Linked DNA regions of Homo sapiens: region 2 is linked to region 1. The links are chromatin loops, found by intact Hi-C in ENCODE. Cell type or tissue: IMR-90. All regions are shown on one strand. Links, peaks and the distances in the headings refer to the core of each region. The heading gives the core; the rest is flanking DNA.

Evidence for each region. Hi-C counts contacts between places; a loop is a spot of excess contacts. Peaks named below come from ENCODE experiments on the same cell type or tissue, not always from the same donor. Only the 100,000 strongest peaks of a DNase experiment are listed, where the experiment ranks them.
Region 2: a loop joins it to region 1, with 3 times the contacts of the local background. A loop is called at or near these places in 2 of 110 quality-filtered maps.

Annotation. Positions count from the first base shown.
Region 1 is chr15:36,354,224-36,363,107 of GRCh38, forward strand. It overlaps LOC105370767 (a long non-coding RNA gene), which reads right to left and starts at 7,291. Exons shown (of 2, transcript XR_932108.3): 1 at 7,017-7,291. In IMR-90, for the core only: no CTCF peak of the experiment used is centred there; DNase peaks (open chromatin) are centred at 3,088, 3,288, 4,128 and 7,338; H3K27ac peaks cover 2,098 bases.
Region 2 is chr15:36,423,448-36,432,331 of GRCh38, forward strand. No RefSeq gene overlaps it. Among named protein-coding and RNA genes, the nearest start is that of CDIN1, 150 kb to the right of the region's middle. RefSeq lists an enhancer at 4,400-5,599. In IMR-90, for the core only: no CTCF peak of the experiment used is centred there; a DNase peak (open chromatin) is centred at 4,934; H3K27ac peaks cover 2,364 bases.

The DNA.
Region 1 (8,884 bases), core at 418-8,417:
CTCTTATGGGTGCTTCTTACTCGCAAAACCCAACCAGAAGCCAGAGGACAGAAGAAGACTTTGGGTGCTACATTCCAGAGCAGCAAAAGTAGGTGGGGAATGAATTGAGCAAATTGAGAATAGTGAACACAGCCACTCTCTCCCTGAAATAGAAATAGGATCCACTATAACACATTTGATTTGCCGGGTGCGGTGGCTCACGCCTGTAATCCCAGCACTTTGGGAGGCCGAGGCCGGGGGATCACGAGGTCAGGAAATCAAGACCATCCTCGCTAACACGGTGAAACCCCGTCTCTACTAAAAATACAAAAAAAGTAGCTGGGCGTGGTGGTGGGCGCCTGTAGTCCCAGCTACTCGGGAGGCTGAAGCAGGAGAATGGCGTGAACCCGGGAGGCGGAGCTTGCAGTGAGCCGAGATGGCGCCAGTGCACTCCAGCCTGGGCGACAGAGCAAGACTCGGTCTCAAAAAAAAAAAACAAAACACACATTTGATTTGATGCCTAACGTCCACCTAGAAATAGCAAAAGTGACATGGGAAAATTTCCAGTCCCTGATCTGCAAAAGAGTAAAGTAAAATAATCATGTCAATACATAATTTTTAGACTGTTCTATACAATATGCATACTTACATATAACTAAATATACAAAATGTAGAATGGATTCTGATGCCAGGCCCTATTCCCTCTTGCTTGGGGAGTAACCTTGATTCAGTCTGGCTGAAGACATAGTTCTGAATCCTCTTCTGTGTCTCTCAGATGGAGTTCGTGTCACCTTGTTTGGGAAGACCAGCATTTTGAAGTTGGGCTTAACCACAGTTGGTGGTATCGTTTCCTATGCATGTTTAGGTTTGATCCTACTAATTTCAGTTAATATTGGTTTTACTTTTTCTATTATAAATTCTTAGATGCAGTGTCTCGTGTTAACCTAAGTACAAGATAATAGTGGTCACCACGCTCAATATTCTCTTAAGTACCAAATAAATGCTATTTAATTTTTATGACTCAAGAGACTTAAAAATTTTTTTTTTGCAGTAGTTTGGTCATATCTACGCAAATTGAGATTGAAGAGATTAAGATTTCAGCCCTGTGTTTGTTGTGAACAGTTTGAGAAAGTGTTGCTTGGGGCCTGAAGTATCTGGGAAATTGTCAGATGTCTCCACCCCAGCTGACTAGGAAGAGCTAGCCAAATTTTTCAAACCATAGCCTAACCTTTTCTATTATTTTGACGACAGGTATCTCTTTAGCCAGATCTACAAAGTCAAGGTTAACAGAGCTAAGAGATAATTATCTAGGCAGTTTCCACCTCCATTAGAATGATGATGGCTACAATTTTCCACTTTATTTTCAGTATGTAGACTGAGCACATGGAAGCCAGAGAAGAGATGCTTAAGTCAAATTTCCAAAAAGAAAATTATTCTTAATCATTCTAGTACAGAAGGTTTGGAGAAATTAGGATTCACATTTACTAGTGGTGGGAGTATAAATTGGCAATTTGGCAATGTCTAGTAAAGTTGAAGATGTGCATTTCTGATGACCCAAAAATCTACACACCCCCTTTTTTTGTTTTTTTGGTATGTGCCCTAGGAGAAAAAAGCACATACCTGTGCACAAAGACACATCGCTAAGATTTACATATACTTATACAATTAAATACTGTGTTCCAGTTAAAATGACTGTGGCTTAGATCTACCTGTGTTACCACTGGTAAATCCCAAACATATAATGTATATGAAACAAACAAGATACAAAAGAATGCATAGGGTGTAATATCATTTTCAAAAGGTTAAAAAAACCTGTAAAATAGCATATATGTTGTTCATAGTCATAAAAGTATGTAGTCAAAAACAATCAGAAAACATTTATATGCATGAACTCATGATAACCATTTCCTTTGAGGAGACAGAGAACAAATAAGGATAGAAAAGGAATACATAGTAATCCTCAACTATATCTATGAGATTTATTTTCTTAAAGCACACATACACACACACACACACACACACACACACACACAGACCCCTAAAGTGCAATGTTAAGATTTGATAAAATTGTGTTATGGGTCCATGGATTTTTATTATATTATTCTCTATAGTTGTCTACATGTTTGAAATATTTCATTATAAAATATATATTTTTAAATCATCCAAGCGCAAGAATATTTATCAGAGGAATCACCAAAGCAAGGAAAAATAAAACATCCCACTCAACTTCTTTTCCCCATAAGAAACCATGAATTATGGAGCAAAGAATGCCTTGTATTTATGAGAGAGATTCTTCTAAAGGATGCCTCACATTTATAAGTGAATATCCCTGTAAAGATCACGGCTTATTCATCCTAAATTCCAGACAAGAATATCCTACATTGGATTTGGTACAAGTTTATGATCCCAAAAGCATTAAGGTTAGCTCTGCTTAACATTTTATTTCTTAGCAGAACACTTTAGGAATTCCGAGAGAGGATCGCCCAGCTCGATCAGGGTGTTACACTGCCCTTGGAGCATTGGGAAGATAAGATAACTGTGGAAATAAATGATAGAATGGACTGAGCCCTTAGTGTTGCTGTGTTGTTTATCATACTTGTAAGACTGCAGCAATCAGAACATATGTATGCATTTTTCCCTTGAAACATCTTTTGAGTGGTAGTTGTGTGAAACAATGATCTGTTGAATTTAATTCACAGATCAAAGAGGAAGGAAATTAACCAACACAGTAAATTGATTATTTCATGGGTGACATAACCAAGGCAATGATTTATCTTAATAAAGGGCAACTTCCCTCTAGTTCTTAACTGAATTCCAGCCAACGCAATAATACTCGGCTGTTAATGACTTTGATGTTGATGTGGAAAAGTGAATGACTGCATAATCACTGAAATGGGACCTCATCACAGTTGGAAACGTTTAAGCCAAATCATTTTGGACTGTGAAAAGAGCCCTGAGTGGTGGATATTGGCTGGGTACCAGATCTTCAGTCTTAACTAAACAGGGCCTGAAAACTTTATCATATTGCACTGCTCTGGCTGGACCATAACTCTGACAGCTCACAGAGACTGGAGTTTAATATATATGTCTGTGGCCTCACAGAGGGAAGAAAGAATTCCAGGGCTTACAGCACCGATAATAAATACATGTCTATCAGCATTCAGCTGAAAGTGTAATTAGTTAAATCCGTCTTTGGGAGAGGGAACAGAAGAAAGGAAACAGAAGTCAACTTAAAAAAAATTGAACCAAAAGCTTATTTTTATACTCCACGTTACTAAATATGGCTTAAGAGCTTGCGAGACAGCGTTAGTCATAGATGGCAGCCTCCACCTCCTCCCCTCCTCCACTCTCCATCTCTAAATAATAAAATGAACTAAAATTAGAGCTGCATTCAAGTATGTTTGCTTGATTATTATTATTTGAGTTTGAGCTGAGAAGTCTATGAGGAGAGGTAGCACCCTTGGGAATATAAGGGACTCCCTGGTGTCCACATTTTTTACTTCTAAATGGAGAAAAGGAAACCAGCTTTGGTCACAGCCCAATTGTCATCACCCAACCCAGTAGATTTCCTCTTGGGCTAATCAGATGCTGGATAACATCAACTTCCTAGAGTTAAATTATTACATCCACGTATTATAATGCTAGTCTTCAGCAAGTGTCTCCAACCCACCCCATTCTCCCCTAGTCTCCACCCTATTCACCCTCTTCACAACCTCCCACTGTCCCCAGATGCTCCTAAACATAAGTTTCAGGGACTTGTCCAAGTGAGCCTATACCAAGCTCTGCAGCCACAGCTTGGTGACCAGGACTTATAAGAACACAGCCATAGGCACAGCTTGAGGGGCACCAGACACTTGCCTGTTTAAATACCACAGAGCCCCCAGGCTCAAGAAACTCAAGATGTCTGATTCTGATCATTTATTTTAAAAAAAATCTGTCTTTAGGGGCAAGGATTGTTAAACTGCTCATCCAGGCCTGCAGCTGAGGTTGACTCAGAGCTCAAAGCTGGAAAATGCCCATGTGGCAAGATTAGAAACTCATTTGTGTGGTTTCTGTGGCCTTGCCGGGAGCCTCCTTCTTTTCTCTCCTCTCTCTTTAAATCCAAGCCTTCATCAGTTTATTATTTTAAAGGCACCCTTTTCCTGCTGAGTAAGTGACATGGCTGCATCCAGGCAGCTTTTCCCCAATGCATTAATGACCCTCGAAGATTTTATTCCTGTTCAGCAACCTACTTAGATGAGGTCATCTGGGAAACTTTCAAATAGTCTATACCTTTTCTTTTTTTTTTCTGCTCTTCTCAAACTGTTCTCCTCCATGTGCAAGAAATTCTTTTCTTTTATTCCCTCTCCTCAAATTCAATCTGAATCCAAGTGCTTTTAATTTTTAGCTGCATTTTGCAAGCCTGGACTTTCAGGAATATATGTTATGAAAGCACTGAAAGAAAAGACTTTCTTGTCATCAAAACCATAATAATTATGTGTCAAAGATAATTACTGCTTGGTGTGTAATACATCTAATACCAAGTGACAGAGAAAGTAGTCTACCGGCAGACAAGAGTAACTGCCGGCTGGCTGAAATCTGATATAAAATTAACCACCAGGCTCAAGCTCTCTGCCCACTGGAATTTCACCAGATAAAGGCCACCTCCACCCCCCAAAATAATTCTTAGCAATGGTTAGTTTATTTGTGTTCTTTGTTGGGAACTTTTTAAAGAAATGCTTATATTGGTATATGTGTAAAAATTAGTTGTGTCTCTCATAAAGATATAAGACTGTATTCCAAATGCCCATGTTGCATATGCCATAGGGAGATTATCTGGAGAGTTGAATTGTTAATACAACAGCTAAGAACACAACGAAACTCTGGGAAGTAAGAATGAGAAGCTTTCAGAGATTGCTAGTAGTTTGGCTCCATAACACCTGAATTTAGAATCTAATACTTATATAGAAAACCAATGCATTGAAAGCAAAGCATTTAAGGATGTGAAGATGGACCACAACACTGCTGGAACAAAGGGAGGTAAAGAGAATCCTAGGGATGCTACCAAAGTAAAACGTGATGGTCCTTGGGAAATTTCCCTGAGTTGGGCTGGGAAACAACTATTAAAAAAAAAAAATCAAGCATGAGAATTCTGCTCAAAGGTTCCTTTTGGGCAACTTTATAGCCGAAGATAAGGGCCAACTTCCTTTTTTGATCAGTGATGCCCCTGGCACATTTCACCACGAGCAAAATCAGCTATGCCAAAGAAAAGCTGGCTTGAGCCCAGCAAAGGCAAATGGTGGTTAACAGCAGTCAGGGTTGCATGGTTTACGCATCATTTAGGATAGACCTAAATCTCACCTACCTCATCACAGCAAAAACTGTCTCCACAACAGCAGAAGGAGAGGCCAGAAACTTAGAAGAAGAACTGAGTTTTTGTGAACTGTTCCCTGATTAGCCGAAATAGCAAACAGGCCTGCAGACTCTCATCAGCTGGCAATGAATGGACTTGGGTGCACTTGGTACACAGAGGCAAAAATACAGACATTGATAGAAGACTTTAGTGACCCTCTGAGGTTCCTCTTTGTGAAGACTAAGACTAATCCAGCACAGCATTATCTCTAAGCCTTCAAATGAATCCTGTGAGTGCTTATCTAGTTCAAACTCATCTCCACCAAAAACCCTCCTAGTGCTTAATTGAAATAGTTCATTTTGATTTAGTGCTCAACAGCTTCTGTACCATTATAGCTGTTCTGCACCAGATAGGAATTCCTTTTTAACTTCAGGAGTTATGTTCTTTGAAAGTACTGAAATTGGAAAAACTACATTTGGCAAGGCTAAGAATCAGAAAATAATTAAACTGGTGTTAACTAGATATACCTAATAATAATGAATAAAGTTTCTAGAAGGCACCTGGATGCAGGAAATTAAATTAATTAGCATTAGAAATCTCCTGTTGATAACCATTTATTTGTTTATGAAATATAGCTTCATCATCCTGCCTAGCCGAGGCAGAGTGGCAAATTTTATGCAAGACACACTGTACCAACTCAAAAAAATTTTTAACCACTTCTCAATGGATAAAAATTCGATGCTCTTTGCACTTAGGCCCTCATTTTTAGTTTCACTGTTTCTGTGAAATTCTCATGTAACAGTCTATCCTTTTCCTAAGCATCAGCCTGCTTAAGGGCATATGTTACTGGTGGTCCCTCTCCACGATTTGAGAGGGTAGAGCATAAATAATTTCCCTCTGTGCCATTCTATAGACCCTAACACATGATCTGCTGGGGGGAATGGAGGGAGAGAGATGAACTGATTCGAACTGAACCTCGGGAGAAATATCGTTTTATATATATTTGGTATACAAATATAAAACTGTGCTGATCTCAAATCTAAAATTGGTAAAGGAGTACAAATTTACCTTTCCTCTTCATCTCTAAGATTTTGAGATAGAAACTAATGTTGTCTTCCAATTTGGCTGTTAGCAAGAGCAATTGAGGATGGTGAAAAATAAAATGATGAGACATAAAAAGAATGACATGAAGTGTTCTCAGAAAATAAGAAAAATATTCATATTATTACTTCCATGCTAATGTGTTTAGGAATTTCTTCACAAAACGTAACAAGGTGTATTCCACTATACTGTCTCAATACAAACTACAGTTCTGAACTCACACTGCTTTTCTGCAGAATATTTATGAAATAGTTTGGATTGTTTTAAATATCTGACCAAAAAGTGTTATTTTTAACAAAAGAAAAAAATAAAATAGGCTTTTGAATATATGTATTGCATATATTTGTGAAAATATTAATATTATATAGACATTTTAAATATCACATCATCCAATAGCATTCTTAGTAAGCCATAATGTAACACAGAATTTTCGGTAGTGCTTAAAATGAAAGGTAATGGAGAAAATACACTATATAATTCAGAAACATAAACACACACAAGTAGAACAAAAATAATAAAATGACATTAACTAAAATAAATTCTTGACTTTTTATCACATGGATTATTTAAAATCTTAACAAATAAAGAATAACCACCAGCATACCTTATTAATTTTGTTGTATAAGGTATCCATATAGAGTCACCATGGTTAAGCTTCTCTAAACTACATCACTATGAGCCACTAATAGTAGATTTCTCTCTGGCAGTTAAAATAGCATTTAAATATTTTTCCCAGACATACATTTTTGTATAGTCTAATTCTCAATATACCAAGTTATTAGATGCCAATTCTCAATTTGTCAAGCATAAGGTATTATCTCTGTTGGGAGGCCGTGGCACGCTTTAGTGTTCTAGCACTCTTCCACCTACCTCGAGTGTGGATCCCCCAACAGGCTTCAGTGATTCATCATTCCTGGCATCCACTTCCTTGAGACATCTGATTGGATTGAAATGATGTAAAGAGAAAGAGAAAATATACAAACTGGAGAAATTCACAAAAAATATACAACTGGGTTTCTCTTGTTCTCGATGTTACTAAAGAAGAGTTTTCAAATGAAACATATTTATCTTCAGCCACACACAAAAATAAATAACCTTGGAAAATTGTTAAAGAAAAGAAAAGCTGGCAAACAATGCAAAAATGACAAATGGTTAAGATACTTGTTTTTACAAATCGGTGTCACAACACAGTGCAATATCATGGCTAGCATGTTTTGTGAATCTATGCCTGTCAATACATCATTCAATAAAGAGCAGCAGGGTTTTGGTTAGTGTCTTTGTTTTATTTCCAAGAAAGCAACAGCAATAGTCCTTGGAAGAAAAGTGAGAAAGTGACCAAGGCTGATGGGTATTGATTTGTCCCCTGCATTGAATGTCTAGGGAAGAAATGTGGGTGGTCCTGAAGCGTGACCTGGGCCACTCATTACTAAAGTGTCCTTTTAATGCTTTTCGTCTCTGATGTGAACTTTCAACTATCTGGTTTACCTACATTTAACTATCTCATGAGTTATAGGTAACCCTAGCATCTTCCTAAATTCCTTTAATTATTTTCAAGGATAAGAGGCTATACAGCTTGTGAAATATAAAAACTCCCTAAAGGTCAAAAAGGAGCTTTAAGTGTTAATAAAATCTTATGGGTTTTTAGTAGGAAAGGGTAGCACAGAGTACCTACTTAAACGGTCTATTTTTACTACCACTTTTCATCTTCACTTGGAAATGCTTTTGTTTAGAGTGATGTGAAATATCATCTAACCAGACAGCGACAGGAGCATTGATCTGCTTATCCTTGCAGTGAAATGAACATAGTTCCTCCATTCTCACACCCAAAACCTGAGCCAAATGGGTGAATGGCTCTGACAGGGAAAAGTGGGAGCTTCCCTGACTAATAGCTGAGATGCAAAGTATTTGAAAAAGAAATTAGAAGAATGCATTATCTAGAGACATTTCCTGCCACCAAAACACTCCCTCTTAGGCCGATGACTGAGGAATCCCAGAAGGCATTCTCCCCTGGATGTGGCCTACATCAATGGCACATTTCTGAATTGTCAGGCTGAAAGCCCATCAATAGTCGTAAGGAAAAGGATGTGTCCTCATTGGGGGTGTGTTGATGGATCTGATCCAGAACATGAGAGGTGATTCCTGGGTTACTTGGATGCTGGACGTATTTGGGTCTGGTGACGGTGCTTATGATTCTAAATCAAAACCATTCTCCCTGCTTCATTCAGCGCATTACATAATACGAGTCGGGCTGTCTACATGCATAATTATCACTGCTCATGAGAAACAGGCCCAAAAGAATTCTCTGACCTTGTGCTGATAAATTGTGCTGAAGGAACGAGGGGCTCAGAACTGCCAGTGTCAGTTACAGTCTCTGAAAAATTAAGTTGGACTGAAGGAAAATCAAGCTTCTGCATGGCACATTTCTCAGTAGACTGATACTCTAATCTATTGAAGTCTATTTCTCAGGACCCC
Region 2 (8,884 bases), core at 240-8,239, 69 kb after region 1:
CTGATTTCTTTGGGGCATTATTCCCAGAAACTTTCTATAGAGCATCAATGATTTCATCACTCCTCTACCCAACCTTCACCATAAATTTGATGTTTGTTCTTGCTTCAATTTTAGCAGAATTTATGTTGCTCTAATAGGTGCTCTTTCAATTGATGTCTTAATCTTCTTTGTACCTTAAACTAGATCCTGTTTGGACATGTTACAAGTTAGTATAAGTTTATTTTGGTGCAAAAAAAATTTGAAATCCATGCATTGTTTTTTATAACACACATTTTCCATGAACATTTTGAAGACCCCCTCTTATATGCTACTCTTTGATTTACAATTTTCAGATGATTACAATATAATAAATAATTGTAATACCATAACTGCAGTGAATGTAAATTAATCTCTCACAATTCCACACATTCCTCAGAATCTTGAAATATAATCCTGCTATACTTTCTACACAAGAATCCCAGCTAAAGTGTATATATTGGTAAAAGGCTGGATAGCAGAAAATTTAATACATGTTAAAACTAAAAAAGCCATTAGAACTCTACATTAAGAAACAATTCCACACTGAGAAAATGAACAAGCAGAAAGTAAATGACTAACTTAAAATTTACACATCTACTGCTAAAATTGCATTTATTAATAAAGAAACAATTTATGCCTTCTATACTTTGTACATTTAAGAAACATTTTTTGATAACGGGAAAGACAGAAAGAAAAAAGAAAGAAGGAAATAAAGAGAGAGAGAAAAAAGAGGCAATTCAGAGGTGAAATGGGTTATAGGAACCCATTTTGATCATATATTTTTTTCTATCATGCATCTTCAAAAAAATAATTTTTTGTCATCTTCAATAAGGACTAGAGAGAGACCCTGTCTCAAAAAGAAAGTGAGAGAGAGAGAGAGAGATCAAAATATCTCCTAACACCCTACAAGTTTTAATTCATAGAACACCAAAAAAGCTAGTCATCCTAAATGCTTTACTTAGCAAAGCTAAGAAAACAGAAAGGGGCCCTTGCTAAATATAACAATTGAAAGGAAGAAAGAAAACGCTGTGGAGGAATTAAAGTGGCTTTCACTTTGTAAACCTCCCTCTGGGAAGTACCTTTCCCCTGTCTCCACCTCAAAGAAGGTTAATATGTTTCTCCTTATTTTGGCATCTCACCTCACCAATCGTTTGTTCATTTAAAACTCAGACATTCTTGAGAGGTAGGAAGTGGGGCTGGTGATACAGTTTCCATGCGAAAGGCCGTAAGAATGTTTTTGCCCCACTCTACGGAGTCCATCATTGTGAGCCCTGGGTGTGTTGCCCCACATTATTAACTGGATGCTGCTCCTCAGCCTCTGCTTTCATGGCTCTCTTCTCTCATTTCTGCTGGACTGAAGCTGCCAGATGAGGCAGACAAATCCATGTTATAGTATCCTTTGACCCCGTCAATAGTGGACATGAAGTTTAGGGAAATCTACAGCTCAAAAATTGTTTACTGCTACTACCACCATTTCTAAACATACACACTCACACACGTGCTCACCAAGCAGAATGAATGAATTTTTTAAATATGACAATCATAAATCCTTAGTAGCATTTCTACCTTCATAAAATTATTCTAGAGTTCTAAAGTTTGAAACGTCGGTTTGGTTTCCAATGACAGTCAAAAGCCGATTACTTTTTTGGAGTACGTTATGGCTGTTATTTTTGTTTGTTTGTTACTGTTAAAACCTCTATTGAGAATAGAAAGCTAAATTCAACACCATTTCTTTTCCAACAACGTATTTTGTTATATTAATCTGACTGGGCTATTTGATTATCTCATTAGAATATTACCTATCTGTGTAATTCCATGGTGACACCTAGCCAAAATCAAGAGCCAAAATACATGGAAAATGTGGTGAGGGAAAGTTTCACTTATGCATTTTTTTACCCCTATACCACAGTAAAGTTTGGGTAATGTTTATATCACATCTTCCCACAGACACTTTACCAAAGCCAAGGCACATTGTAAGCTTTCAGTAGGACCCAAGCCTGCTCAACTCATGTCACATTTGCAAAGCACTACTAAGTCCACTGAAGTTTGCCAAATTTCCACAAATAAAAGAATCAGAACTGCTGCTGTAATTAGAATTCATCCAAATGTCTTCCTCACTTCATCCTCCATTAACATCAGCTCCAGATCTGGGTACTTAACAGCACTACATTCAGCCACATCAACGACAATCTAAAGAAGACTACTGAAAAATTAAAACTAGCTTCATCCTACAGAATGGATTCTAACTTATTACCAAGAAAATAATTCTTATTCAGTTTTCAATAAACTTTATCAGAGACGGGGTACTTGATATGAGAGAGTGGCCAATGGGAATCACCAAATGGTGAGTTACTCAAAAGAATTTTCTTATTTGCCTCATAATTTAAGCATATAATTCAACCTCTTCCTGCCTTTGTTCCCCAGATTATAAACTGCTTAAAACAGCTAGTTCCTCCCTAGCTATGATATGGTACGTAACTATGATACCTTGTTATGGTACAGGAAGCTATAAGAGCAATTCAGACAACAAAGAATAATATTTTGATAAAATAGAGCAGTAAATAAGTCAATTAATCTAAATAATTTCCTATTTGAATTAATTTTTAAAGGTAGGTTTTGAGAGATTCTAATTAAAGATTTCTATTCTGCTAGTCTTTTCCTATACTCAGTGTTTGTTATTAAAACCTTGCTAAGAAAGTGATGAGTATATACATTTCTCAATTACAAACCAGAATTACTGCATATTTCCATTTATTTATATTCCATATCTTGGCCACAGTTGGGTAGTGGGGTGGGAAAAATATATTAAGAGATGAAAAAGAATGGGGAGACATTTTGCAAGACATTAAAGGGATATCCAGGATAAAATTATTTCCTGATAAAGGAATATGTATAAATAAGTTGAAATGACATTGTTTCACAGAAGTAAAAATAAAACTTGATTTTCCTGAAAACAAATAAGGATATAAACGATACAGACTATTACATAATGTGTCTGTAACATGAGTATCTTATTACCCTATGTATTGCGTTAGTAAAAATGCATCAGAAACATAGAACAATCAGAAGCAGCTCTTGAATGGAGAAATGTCCTCTTTATCCCAGTTAAAATGAGAGCAGTCTTCAGGCATCATGTGACATTGTCCGAATATTTTGCATGACCATTTCTTAGGCTCTCCTTCTCTAATTGATTAGAGCAAATGTTTATAGGTAGCAGAGCTGTCTAAACCAGGTTCTTAACAGGAAAAGAGACACAAAATCCCTTTCTGATTGGAGACTCTGATTCCAGTGTATACGTAGTCTGTCTTATGTAGCTTGTCTATTTGAATGGTAGTGTCTTTCCTTAACTGCAACGAAACAAATAAGGTTCACGCACAGGTTTAATTTGGCATCAAGCTCCAACTTAGTCCCTTGTGCTTGTTTATTGCATGTCTGCAGCTGTTATTTTCCTGCTTCTTCCACAGTTAGACAATAGAGCCAGGCTGTCGTCAGCCTTGCTTTGCCTTTATTTTGTGCTCCCCATTTTTATTGATGAGCTTATACTTGTCCTGCTGATTAAGTAAAAATATGTTTTCTTTATAATTTTTTTAAAGACTATGTTCCCAAAAAAGTCTCTGAGTTTTCCTTTTAATCACTATTTTTCCCTTTAAAAATGCATGAATAAATTTAAACCCATTCAAATGCCAATATGCCTAATGTACATATTAAGTCAATACGATTTTACTTAACTTTTTCTACTTACATTTTTTTTACTATAGCTCAAGACTTACAACAAAATACTAAATGATGACTGATTCTCATAGTGTCTTGCTAGAAAAGTAGCAACTATTTCCTAAATATTGGCATGTCTAATTGCTCAAATTTTACAAGCTAAGAAGACTAGGAAGAAAAATCTTTCAAACATTTAGGTTAGCTCTCAGTGGAGTCTCTGGAGGTTAAGAGGTGAAGTCAAGTCGTACCATTCTTTCTTAATACTATCATTCTCAAATGATCAAATGTGATTTTTCACTCAACCAAAAATTTCTTTCTTCAAACTCCACTTCAACTGCTCACGTTTTTTAAATCTCATTTTCTTATGTATTTATTCTATTTATTCATTCATTTATTCCATAGTTATTCAATAGATATTTATTGAGCATTTATTGGGTACCAGATACATAGAACTTCAAAAGAAAAGATTCTGATCTCTGAGATCATTCAGAGCTAAGCACCAGGCTAACTGCCCTCCTCACGCCAGTCTGTGTGTCAGCCTTACATATCTCCTGGAATACATAATAGGAACAAGTAGATTTTTAGCACCTTGGGTTACCTGAGGGTGCAAAGAAATGAATCTCATAAAGCATGTGCCAGAGTGCCTGGGTTCAAATAATTGTTTTTCCACTTTTAGTGGTATGACCTCAGAAAACATGTTAACTCTGTGACTGTCTTTGTCTGTAAAATGAAAAAAACAATAGTAGTTACCTCGTAAGTTTTTATCAACGGAGTCAACATCTGTAAGGTACTAAGACCAGTGCCTGCTACAGAGCAACGCTGTATATATTTGTCAAATAAATGAAAACAATTAAATTATGCATGTTATGAAAATTAAATGAATTTTCACATATGTAAAATATTTAGATATGTGCTCAAGTGCTAAATAGAGGTTGCTGATAATTACTGTTACTGAATAGCCCCCTTCTGGGAAGCCCTGGCCTCTTCTGTAGAAGTTCTTACTCATATTCCACCGTTCAAGACGCTGCCTCCCAATCGTGATTGGCCCGACTGAAGAGAAAGCACTTCATCAAAAGCAGATGCTCCTCCATGAGTCACTGGACTAATCCAGTTGTCCCTCTCTGGAATTTCCATTGAGGATATAATGAGTAAGTCTGCCAGGCAATAGGAGCTAGAGTGAATATTCACACAGAGAAACCAGCAGGGACTGGGAAAGTAGCTGAGTCATATTCCCTGCAGAAAATGGGAAGGGACCCCTGGACCTCAGTTGATGACACCCACATTACTGAATCCTGAGTCATCTTCCTATCTCTGAACTGTGATCCAGTTATCTGGACACTCAAGCATACTGTGGTTTCTGCTTGTCCCATAAGACATAGTGCCCCTGCCTGCTCTTTTCAGTTTCCCTGAGTCATGGCCAAGTGGTTGAGCTTTCTCTCTTTCTTATATCCCTTATATGTTCATCATAGACCACTGTAATGTATGGATATTTCTTGCAGTTTAAAGAGCCTCCTCTGTATATCACAGGGAGATAATAGGTACAGAACAAGTTCAAAAGATGGCTCTCAATTTTGTCTTGACATCAGAATCCCCTGTACTGACTTTTCAAATGCAGGGCCTGGGCCCTACCACCCAGATGTGAATTCAATAGGCTGGAGCAAAGGCCAGGAATTACTAATGTACATCAAAGGCTGAAAACTATTGAAGGTAGTCAAAGAATGATGTCGGCCAGGCAAGGAGAAAAAGGAGAACAAAAGAGAAATGTTGTTCAGTGCTTAAGGATAAAACTATTCTGTGGTCTCCTCATTGATAATGTATGGATGGACACTTTTCTAGCATGTGAGATAATTTTTCTAGAAGATGTAGTACTCATTCAAAATCCTCAAGGACTCCCTGTTGGACCTAGAATAAAGCGCAAACTCTGTAACCCAGCATTCAGGCTCTCCATAAAGCACTTTGCTGCTCCACTGAAGAACTTCCTTCTATACCCTTACATCCCAGTCATACCTGCCTTTTGGTCATTCTCGAACATTCTGTATGTCATTATATTTCCATGCCTTTAATTCATGCTAGTCTCCCAAGCTAAATTGTCTTTCTCATTCTTTCTGTCCACCTGACACTAATAATTACAAGAGTAATAACAATTTACAGATCACAATATGCTTTTCTCAAACATTGTTACATCTCTTCCTCATAGCAGCAACTTTGAGTAACAGATATGCTCTTTATTTCAACTTTCTGATCCAGAAACTGAAGTTCACACAAATTAGGTGACATACCCAGTGCCTGATATATAGTAGAATGTTGATTTAAAAATTGGCCAGAAGTAGGAAAGTGAATCAAGTCTTTGAATATCAAAGTCCAAGCTTTCCTTTGCTTATTTTGCTTTGTTTTAATTAACATATATCCAAATTCCAAAGGCTGGAACTTTAATCTTTCAAAACTCAGATCCAAAGACATGCCAACATACAGACACATAAACATCCAGGGTGCTTTAACTATGTAATAAATATCTAGCAAAGTTATTAATTTGAGTCTGACAAGAATGAGACAGGAATCGTTGAGAACCAAATGCTCAGAAGAAGTAGATTCAATTCAACTGAATTTATCTCTACTTATCTTTATTGTCATTATGTCTCATCAAATTCATCTAGAACAAAATATTTCATGAAGGCTGTTGGATAGTCAGACATTCCTCTACCCTGCCTGCCTCATGAGGTTCAAATGAGATAAGGTATGGGAATTCACTTAGGAAAGTAGAAAATGTTGATAAATTTTTATCTTCCCCTCAGTTTATCGTGCTCTGCAAGAGAGTCATGGACACTGACAAGCATACTCCTAAGAAGATGCTCACCTCAAAATCTGGTTACTCTATTACTCAATACTGTATATGTTTTCCAAAGCTGTGTAGTCTCCTGATCCACTTTATGCCTACCATAATTAGAGCAAATAATATGAAAAGTGAATGGATCCAGGAATTGCAATTTTCCAGACTACCAATGAATAAATTCTATTCTCATCCTTCTGAAACACACTTCTGCCATGCTTCTGACAGAAGTCACACTTGTTTCTGTATTTTTTGTTCTTGACGGGTTTTTTGCCATTTGACTCATTGATGCTGTTCAACCTTTCTTTACTCATCTTATTTACATTATTTTGACCTGTATCCCTTGATGATTTTCACTACTTCCAAACCTGTCTGGCTTACAGGTGGTTCTCATTGCAACCCATTTAAGAATATCAACAGTGGTTTAGCAGCAGTGACTCCGTTCACCCAAACAGCTTGTGACAGTCCATGCACAGATTTTTATCTCTTTACATAAAATCCCATCAATGTTGCAGGCTGAGACACAGAACTTTAAAACCATATGTTTCTGATATTTCAGGGTTTTTTCCCCTTAGGCTTTGTGAATAGAAGAGAGATATCACATCCTCCTTGTTCTTTCACTGGCAAAAGGTTCATTCACACAACCTGAAGTCATTTGAGCATGAGTTTCCATGATGTCTTATTTTCAAGTATTGTTATCAATTCTGTCTAAATTTATAAAGATTGTAATACATGCTCACATACAAGGAACACTCGGTGAATCACTCTTGTCCAAGAACATTTAGTATTTTACATTTGTCCATTTTAATAACATTTCAGCTGCCACTGTTATAAAACATTTAAAACATTTAGAATATGGCCTCTCTGCAGTGTTTTCACTGGTGATAAACACCCAAGTCATTTTTTTAACCCAATGTGCTACGAATAGGGCATTTCAGTTGTATGAATCCCACTCAGATTTTCAGGGCTGCTTTACTCTAAATACTTTGTATTATGACTAACATGATCATATCAGCTGCCCTTTATTAGTTTCTGCATGTAACTTATTAGCTAAACTGTATTATGCACACACTGAGCACCAGGACCTCTGCTATGCATGTTCCACACATAATCTCATTTCGTAGTAGATGGATACTATTGTTAATCTTCAACAGATGGAGAAATTGAGGCCTAGAGAGATTTTGTAAATCTCCCAAGGAACTCATTTAGTAACCGTGGGGCTGGGATTTGAACTCAGGTGTGTCTTGACTCCAAAACCCAAGGTTTTAACACATGAGCCACTTCCAAAGATGTTGACTAATTTGCAATTCACAGGATGAGCATTCAGTCCTAATCAGGGTTCAGAGGACATTACTAACTGGGTTTTCTTTATCCACAACCCATGTAATAATCAAACTAACCCATATTTGTGCACAACCTATGTTTGGTTTATGCACAACCCAGGTAATAGTCAAACGCCATTTAGCAACTACTGTATCTGACCTCCTTGCTTCCTGGGCCTCCCAATGAAATTGGAAAGAATCTGAGATCAGTGATATCCTGTTCCAATTAAATTATATTGAAAGGGTTTTCCAGAACGCACTCTCTGTAACCATCAGTTCAGTCTCTCCACTGCCTTCTTTTTAAATTGTTTTAGCCAAAGTATCCTGTAGCTATGCAGTAAAAAACTGCCCAGGCTTTAGGGTCCTTAAAAATATATTTCCATGTCAACTCTTTACCCTCTCTTTCCCCTACCCCACATAAAAAATACCTCCCAAATTCCTAATTCTCCTGGCCAGAGGAATAAGGAATTGCATAACAATTTGCAATATATCTTTCCAAGTGCCCTTTTCGGGGTCTTTGACATTTTGTGGAGTGACTATCTAAGAGCAAAGTCGAGTCTCTGAAACTGTTTTCTGCTATAGAGTGACAGGTAATTTAAGATTTTAAAAAACTTTTGCCCTAGATAATACTTCAAAATCCAGCCTCATAGAAAGACAGGCTTTCTCCCCTTTAAATCTGTTCTGGGGCCTCAGTTCCTTGTTTTCCAGCCTACATATGCTATCATATATAATGTCTGCAGAAACATATTGATTTAAAGATCAAGTCAGCAATGGCATTGGGCTTTTTGCAAGTCACCTTGGTTTAACTACTGAAAACCTGTGTAATTGCCTCTGAGACTTGAGTCACTGGAACTTTAATTCATTTGTGCTCTCACATGGTGGAACTTAACTGCTCACTCTAGGCTTCCACTCCTCCTAAGTACCTTTGGAAGGGAATGACAAACCAAGCAAACAGCCTATTTGTGGGTGTAAGGGGCAACTCCAGTAAAATCTTAGCCACAGAATA